Regions from separate parts of the Homo sapiens genome. Here region 1 is linked to region 2. Evidence: read pairs that join two places in POLR2A ChIA-PET (ENCODE). Cell type or tissue: B cell. All regions are shown on one strand. Links, peaks and the distances in the headings refer to the core of each region. The heading gives the core; the rest is flanking DNA.

The links. Peaks named below come from ENCODE experiments on the same cell type or tissue, not always from the same donor. Only the 100,000 strongest peaks of a DNase experiment are listed, where the experiment ranks them.
Region 1: POLR2A ChIA-PET joins it to region 2 with 6 read pairs; 1 of 35 experiments calls an interaction of 5 or more read pairs at or near these places.

Annotation. Positions count from the first base shown.
Region 1 is chr1:23,896,593-23,900,976 of GRCh38, forward strand. The region is part of intron 1 of CNR2 (cannabinoid receptor 2); the gene reads right to left. Among named protein-coding and RNA genes, the nearest start is that of CNR2, 15 kb to the right of the region's middle. RefSeq lists enhancers at 506-565, 616-745. In B cell, for the core only: no CTCF peak of the experiment used is centred there; no DNase peak of the experiment used is centred there; H3K27ac peaks cover 2,870 bases.
Region 2 is chr1:24,025,600-24,029,983 of GRCh38, forward strand. It overlaps LOC105376863 (a long non-coding RNA gene), which reads left to right. Exons shown (of 3, transcript XR_947072.3): 3 at 3,279-3,376. Among named protein-coding and RNA genes, the nearest start is that of MYOM3-AS1, 39 kb to the right of the region's middle. In B cell, for the core only: a CTCF peak has its summit at 2,682 (motif pointing left); a DNase peak (open chromatin) is centred at 2,662; H3K27ac peaks cover 34 bases.

The DNA.
Region 1 (4,384 bases), core at 159-4,158, 130 kb before region 2:
TGCCCTTGGGCTGGTAGGAGGAGTGTCAAAGAGGGAGATGAGAGGCAGGAGGGAAGGGTGGGACAGGAAAGCAGAGGGGGAAGACCCTGTCTCCACTCAAGACTTTTAGAGATGAAAGAACAGGAAGCTGAGATTGTGCCAGGGAGCACCTGCTAGCTTGCCGTCATGACGAGAGCCCTGGATTAAGGAGATAGGAAGGATGCTGGTTCCAGTCCCAGGTGGAACTGATGGCTGTGTAACCTCAGGCACAATAGCCTCCTTCTCAGTAGGTCCATCTGCACCAGGAGTGTTTTTTTTTTTTTTTCTTCTAGAGTCTTGCTCTGTCACCTAGGCTGGAGGCTGGAATACAGTGGCGAGATCTCAGCTCACTGCAGCTGCCTCCTTCCAGCTTCAAGCAATTTTCCTGCCTCAGCCTCCCAAATAGCTGGGATGACAGGTGCCTGCCACCATTTTTCTATTTTTAGTAGAGATGGGGTTTCACTATTTTGGCCAGGCTGGTTTTGAACTCCTGACCTCAGGTGATCCACCCGCCTCAGCCTCCCAAAGTGCTGGAATTACAGGTGTGAGCCACTGCACCCTGCCAGGAGTGGTTTTTTGATGAGATCTCAAAAGGTCCTTCAAACATGGCAGTTATGCAATTAATCACATGGGGCAGAAAACAGGGGTGTTGTCAGATTGCAAAAGAGCTGGCGAGAGAAAGGCAGATCACGAAAGCCTGGGGCAGAAGTTCTCAAACTTCGTGGTCTCAGCGACCCTTTACCGTCTTAAAAGTTACCTTGGCAATAAATAGCTTTTGTTGATGTAGGTTACACCTATTAGTACTTGCTGTATTAGAGACTAAAACTGAGAACTTAAAAAAAATTAATAATCCTATTGCATGTTAATAGAATTTTTTTTTTTGAGACCGAGTCTCAGTCTGTCACCCAAGCTGGAGTGCAGTGGTGCGATCTCGGTTCAATGCAAACTCTGCCTCCCGGTTTCAAGCAATTCTTCCACCTCAGCCTCCTGAGTAGCTGGGACCACCACACCTGGCTAATTTTTGTGTTTTTAGTAGAGACAGGGTTTCACTATGTTGGCCAGGCTGGTCTTGAACTCCTGACCTTGTGATCCACCCGCCTTAGCCTCCCAAAGTGCTGGGATTACAGGCATGAGCCACCACGCCCGCCCTGAAGTAACATATTTTTAAATGAAAATAACTTTTTGTGGCAAATCTCTTTAATTGTCTGGTTTATGAGAAGGCAGCTGGATTCTTATCTCTGCTTCAGCATGCAAACTGTTGCAATATGTTGTTGTGGTTTAACTATGTGAAGAAAATAAATTTGCCACTCTCTCCTGAGTGCTTCCTTTGTGGCAGGCACTGTGAAAGGCCTTTTACAAGCACTGTGTCCTTTTCTGTTGTTGTTCAAATCCATACTATATATTTATTTTTATTTTTATTTTTTGTTTGTTTTTGAGATGGAGTCTCACTCTGTCACCCAGGCTGGAGTGCAGTGGTGCGATCTTGGCTCACTGCAAGCTCCGCCTCCTGGGTTCACGCCATTCTCCTGCCTCAGCCTCCCAAGTAGCTGGGACTACAGGCACCCGCCACCATGCCTAGCTATTTTTTTATTATTTTTTTGTATTTTTAGTAGACACAGGGTTTCACCATGTTAGCCAGGATGGTCTTGATCTCCTGACCTTGTGATCCGCCCGCCTCAGCCTCCCAAAGTGCTGGGATTACAGGCGTGAGCCACCGCGCCCGGCTTTTTTTTTTTTTTTTTTTTTTTTGAGATGGAGTCTTGTTCTGTTGCCCAGGCTGGAGTGCAGTGGTATGATCTCAGCTCACTGCAAGCTCCGCCTTCCAGGTTCACACCATTCTCCTGCCTCAGCCTCCCAAGCAGCTGGGACTACAGGCGCCCACCACCACGCCCGGCTAATTTTTTGCATTTTTAGTAGAGACGGGGTTTCACCGAGTTAACCAGGATGGTCTCGATCCCCTGACCTTGTGATCCGCCTGCCTCAGCCTCCCAAAGTGCTGGGATTCAGGCTTGAGCCACCACGCCTGGCCAATTTTTTTTTTTTTTTTTTTTTTTTTTTTTGAGACAAAGTCTCACTCTGCTGCCCAGGCTGGAGTGCAGTGGCACGATCTTGGCTCACTGCAAGCTCCGCCTCCCAGGTTCAAGTGATTTTCCTGCCTCAGCCTCCTGAGTAGCTGGGATTACAGATGTGCACCACCATGCCCAGCTAATTTTTGTATTTTTAGTAGAGACGGGGTTTCACCATGTTGGCCAGGCTGGTCTCCAACTCCTGACCTCAGGTGATCCAACCACCTCCACCTACCAAAGTGCTGGGATAACAGGCGTGAGCCACCACACCTGGCCCGTACTATATATTATTTTTAAATGTTTTCATTCTATTTTTGATGGACAAATAATAATTGTATATATTTATGGAATACAATGTGATATTATGATACACGTATCAAAATTGCTAAAAGAGTAGATTTTAAATGTTACCACAAAGAAATGCGCTGTCTCCTTTATCCTCCAAACTGCCCTTGGAGATAGACTGTCTCATTTTCACGATCTTATCTATGAGGAACCAGAGGCTCAGCTAGACTGGATTTGCCGAGGTCACAAAGTTTGTAAATGGCAGAGTCAGAATTCAGACTCATATATCTGGTGCCAGACCCTGACCACAGAAGTTGGGCAGCCTAGATGTGAAACCACCTTTGCAAAATTATGACTGAGACTGTGAAAGAGATCTAACTTAACTGACTCCATCTTGCTTCTAACCTCCAAGGTGTCCTTGTTCATTCCTGGGCTGAACTAACTTTGGGAGAAACTTAGTTTAAAACTAAGACAATAACAGCCCTTTCCCAAAGTACACCTCCTTCTTGGCTGGGGACTAGATTGCCTTTGTAGGACTAATATTAGGCACAAGATTAGAAATTATGGTTTAGGGTCTGGTGTGGTAGTTCACGCCTGTAATCCCAGCACTTTGGGAGGCTGAGGCGGGTGGATCACTTGCGGTCAGGAGGTAAGACCAGCCTGGCCAACATGCTGAAACTCCGCCTCCACTAAAAATACAAAAGTTAGCCAGGTGTGGTGGTGCATGCTGTAATACCAGCTACTCGAGAGGGGGAGGCAGAAGAATCACTTGAACCTGGAAGGTGGAGGGTGCAGTGAGCTGAGATTGCGTCACTGCACTCCAGCCTGGGCGACAGAGGGGTCTCTGTCAGAAAGAAAGAAAGAAAAGAAAAAAAAGAAAGAAAAGAAAGAAAGAGGGAAGGAAGGAAAGAGAGAGAGAGAAAGAAAGAAAGAGAAAGAAAGAAAGAGAAAGAAAGAAAGAGAAAGAAAGAGAAAGAAAGGAAAGAGAAAGAAAGGAAAGAAAGAAAGAAAGGAAAGAAAGAAAGAAAAGAAAGAAAGAAAGGAAGGAAGGTTTAGGAGTCATGCAGCTGGAGGCTACAAGATTCTGACCCTCCCTAAACTGCTCCTGCGATCAGTGCTTGAGATACTTTGCAGACCCTGCACTTGATGGATCAGCTGGCACCACCCAAATCCATAAACTGGCTCATGTGATCTTGTGGCCCCCACCCAGGAACTGACTCAGCGCAAGAGGACAGCTTCGACCCCCTGTGATTTCATCCCTGGCCAATCAGCACTCCTGGCTCACTGGCTCCCCGCAACCAAACAAACTGTCCTTAAAAACTCTGATCCTTGAATGCTGGTGGAGACTGATTTGAGTAATAATAAAATTCCGGTCTCCCGCACAGCCAGCTCTGCATAAATTACTCTTTCTCTATTGCAATTCTCCTGTCTTGATGAATCGGCTCTGTCTAGGCGGCAGGCAAGGTGAACCCCTAGAGGCTTATAGACGGAGGGGCATGGGGTCTCTCTTATACTTCTGGGCAACCATCTCTTCCCTGATCTCTTTTTTTTTTTTTTTTTTTTTGAGACAGTTTCACTCTTGTTGCCCAGGCTAGGGTGCAATGGTGCAATCTCGGCTCACTGAAACCTCCGCCTCCCAGGTTCAAGCAATTCTCTTGCCTCAGCCTCCCAAGTAGCTGGGATTACAGGCATGTGCCACCACGCCTGGCCAAGTTTGTATTTTTAGTAGAAATGGGGTTTCTCCATGTTGATCAGGCTGGTCTTGAACTCCCAACCTCAGGTGAACCGCCCGCCTTGGCCTCCCAAAGTGCTGAGATTACAGGCATGTGCCACCGTGCCTGGCCTCCCTAATCTCATTTTTATCCTTCCCACCTTGGACCATTTTACCGAGCCACGTTTCCAGCTACCAACCAAATTGTCCTTAAAATCTCTGATCCTCGAATGCTGGGGGAGACTGATTTGAGTAATAGGACACTAGAATGGTCGCTCCAAGGGAGTTAAGGCTTATTATTTGT
Region 2 (4,384 bases), core at 309-4,308:
CCTTAATTTTAAAAGAAGCAGTGAGCCCCCAAATTTTAGATGATGAACTGGTTTGGATTGCTACCTCCTTTCCTGAAAGTCAACCGGGGAGAAACTGTGGAAGCCAGAGGGAAGCAGATTCCAGAACCAACAGAAAATCAAAATGAGGCCATCCTTCTTCTGTTTGCCTCTACTTCCTCTCTGATTGAAGCTGTCTTTTCTTTCTTCCTTTTTCTTTTTAGAGACAGAATCTTACTCTGTTGCTCAGGCTACAGTGCAGTGGCACAGACACGGTTCACGGCAGCCTCAACCTCCTGGGCTTCAGCAATCCTTTTTGCCTCAACCTCCTGAGTAGCTGGGATTACAGGTGTGCACCACCATGCCTGGCTATTTTTTTTTTTTTTTTTTTTGGAGACAGAGTCTCGCTGTCACCCAGGATGGAGTGAAGTGGCGCGATCTAGGCTCACTTCCATCTCCCGGGTTCAAGCGATTCTCACACCTCAGCCTCCTGAGTAGCTGGGACTACAGGCTTGTGCCACCATGTCTGGCTACATTTTTGTATTTTTAGTAGAGACAGGGTTTCACCATATTGTCCAGGCTGGTCTTGAACTCCTGAGCTCTGGCAATCTGCCCACCTCGGCCTCCCAAAGTGCTAGGATTACAGGCGTGAGCCACCGCGCTATTAAAAAAAAAACCATTTTTAAAATTTTTTTATTTGTAAAGACAAGATCTCTCTATGTTGCCCAGGCTAGTCTCGAACTCCTGGGCTCAAGTGATCCTCCCGCCTTGACCTCCCAAAGTGCTGGGACTATATAGGTGTGAGTCAATTCACTCAGCCAGATTGAGGCTGTCTTAAACCTGTGTCTGGGAGGTAGGTAGTTGTGCCTGGGGTAGAGGGCTGTGGTGGGGATGGTGGACGGTCTGGAAGAAAGTGTTTCTGTTTTTTTGTTTTTGTTTTTGTTTTTGTTTTGAGATGGAGTCTTGTTCTGTTGCCCAGGCTGGAGTGCAGTGGAGTGATCTCGGCTCACTGCAACCTTCGCATCCCAGGTTCAAGCTATTCTCTTGCCTCAGCCTGCTGAGTAGCTGAGATTACAGGCGCCCGCCACTATGCCTGGCTAATTTTTTTCTGTTTTTAGTAGAGATGGGGTTTCACCATGTTGGCCAGGCTGGTCTCGAACACCTGACCTTGTGATTCGCCTGCCTCAGCCTCCCAAAGTGCTGGGATTACAGGCGTGAGCCACCGCGCCCAGCTAGTTTTTAAAAATGTATTGACATATTTAGATTTTTTGGATATATTTGGAAAACTGCCTGTTTGACCAGGACCTGTTTGGTTTGGTTTGGTTCTGCCTTGCCTTTTGCTGGAGTTCTTTTAGGACAAACCTTCACTTTCTTCAGGATTAAGTATTTGTGGGGTGACTGACACTGGCAATACAAAAGCTCTGCAAGGGTGAAGCAAGCAGGAACATCTGTCACTCTTCCTTCTTCTCCAACCCCCAGGCTGTGGGATCAATGTAGCAAGACTACTTGATCTCAGGGTCTCTTCTTTCTAAGAGGTTGAGGTGGAACCTTAGGCAGTGGAGCTGCTCGGAGGAGTGGCAGGCAAAGGGAAGCAGCCACAGTTCCTGGGGTGACCTGGGGTGAAGGGGGGCTTTTGGTTCTGGGGCTCATATCCCTCTGTCTCCTTGAATTCATGAGGGCTGATCTAAATTCAGGCCTAAACTTTGACTCTTCCTCACTACTTATTTCCAGACAAATAAGCTGATAGAGGTCCAATTTGATTCTGATTATTTAGCCATAAACTGATTTTTTTTTCCATTTTATCATTCTGTTTTCCTTCTTCTTTTCCTGTGCTACATGCTTTATCTTTTTGTCCATTTATTTATTTATTTATTAGAGATGGAGTCTTGCTCTGTCACCCAGGCTGGAGGGCAGTGGTGCTATCTCGGTTCGCTGCAACCTCCGCCTCCCTGGTTCAAGCAATTCCCCTGCCTCAGCCTCTCGAGTAGCTGGGATTACAGTCGCATGCCAACAGGTCTGGTTAATTTTTTTTGCATTTTTAGTAGAGATGGGGTTTCACCATGTTGGCCAGACTAGTCTCAAACTCTTGACTTCAGGCAGTCCCCCTGCCTCGGCCTCCCAAAGTACTGGGATTACAGGCGTGAGTTACGGTGCCCGGCCTTTTTTTGTCCTTTAAAACTGTTCCTGGCCGGGTACAGTAGCTCATGCCTATAATCCCAGTGCTTTGCGAAGCTGAAGCCAGAGGATCATTTGAGGCCAGGAGTTCAAGACCAGCTTGGGCAACACAGTGAGACTCTGTCTCTACAAAATTAATAATAAAATTAGCCGGGTGTGATGGTACCCGCTTATAGCTTCTTCAGGAGGCTGAGGTGGGAGGATTGCTTGAGCCTAGGAGTTCAAGGGTGCAGTGAGCCATGATTGTGCCACTGCACTCCAGGCTGGGTGACAGAGTGAGATCTCCATCTGTTCCCACTGTGGCAATCTCCTCCACAAAGTAAATATTATTTCTATGTTTGTTTCTTATACAATTGTTTGCATGTTCAGAATTCTCCCTGGCTTTATTCTTCTTTGGCTACTATGGGGTTGATAATATGTGAAACATTACTTGGACACAAGAACAGCAACATTGTTGAATTGTATGTAGTTCACAAAGACCATTCATTATAGCTAATGCCATCTGTTGGTGGAGGGAAGAGTTGACATTCTTTTTTTCTGTGACTGTAGACATTGAAATGTAAGGGGAGAAGCTTGTCTATACATGTTATTCAGAGGCTTTAAAAATAATTCGCTGTATATAGTAGATACTTTTCCTTGTAAATATATAAATAGATCTATTTTATTTATTTATTTTTTGAGATGGAGTCTCGCTCTGTCACCCAGGCTGGAGTGCAATGGCTCGATCTCAGCTCACTGTAACCTCCGCCTCCCAGGTTCAAGTGATTCTCCCTGCCTCAGCCTCCAGAATAGCTGGGATTACAGGTGTGCGCCACCACACTTGGCTAATTTTCGTACTTTTAGTAGAGACGGGGTTTTGCCATGTTGGCCAGGCTGGTCTTGAATTCCTGACCTCAGGTGATCCCCCTGCCTTGGCCTCCCAAAGTGCTGGGATTACAGGCATGAGCCACCGCTCATGGCCTAGATCTATTTTATTTTAAAATATCTTTGTACTGTTCCATAGTATGGGTGTACCATAATTTATTCAACCATTCCCCAATTGATGGGCATTTAGGTGGTTCCTATATTTTATTTTTTTGAAATGGAGTTTTGCTCTTGTTGCCCAGGCTGGAGTGCAATGGAGTGATCTCAGCTCACTGCAACCTCTGCCTCCTGAGTTCAAGCGATTCTCCTGCATCAGCCTCCCGAGTATCTGGGATTACAGGTATGCGCCACCAGTCCCGGCTACTTTTTGTATTTTTAGTATAGATGGGGTTTCACCATGTTGGTCAGGCTGGTCTCGAACTCTTGACCTCAGGTGATCCACCTGCCTCAGCCTCCCAAAGTGCTGGGATTACAGATGTGAGCCACCACGCCTGGCCTTATTTTTTATTTATTTTTTTGAGACAGAGTTTTGCTCTCGTTGCCCAGGCTGGCATGCAGAGGCATGATCTTGGCTCACTGCAACCTCTGCCTTCTGGTTTCAAGCGATTCTCCTGCCTCAGCCTCCCGAGTAGTTGGGATTATAGGCGCCTGCCACCACGCCCAGCTAATTTTTGTATTTTCAGTAGAGGTGGGGTTTCCCCATGTTGGCCAGGCTGGTCTCGAACTCCTGACCTTGTGATCCGCCCGCCTTGGCTTCCCAAAGTGCTGGAATTACAGGTGTGAGCCACCACGCCCGGCCTTTTTTTTTTTTTTTTTTTTTTTTTAAGTAGAGGTGGGTTTTCACCATGTCGTCCAGGCTGGTCTCAAATGCCTGACCTTGTGATCCGCCTGGCTTATCTCAAATGCCTGACCTCAGGTAATTTGCCCACCTCAGCCTCCCAAAGTGCTGGGACTGCAGGCATGAGCCATGGCACCCAGCCCTAAATAAAGCTTTTTGTTTGTTTTTTTGAAACAGAGTCTCGCTCTGAGACCCAGGCTGGAATGCAGTGGCACGATCTCAGCTCACTGCAACCTCTGCCTCCCAGGTTCAAGTGATTCTCCTGCCTCAGCTTCCCGAGTAGCTGGGACTACAGGCATGTGCCACCACACCTGGCTTATTTTCAAATTTTTGTTTATTTTTTTTTTTGAGTCAGGATCTTGCTCTATTGCTCAAGCTGGAGTGCAGTGGCATGATCATAGCCCACTTCAGCCTTGACCTCTGGGCTCTGTGATCCTCCTACCTCAGCCTCCCAAGTAGCTAGACTACAGGTGTGCACCACCATCCCTAGTTAATTTTTTTTTTTGTAGC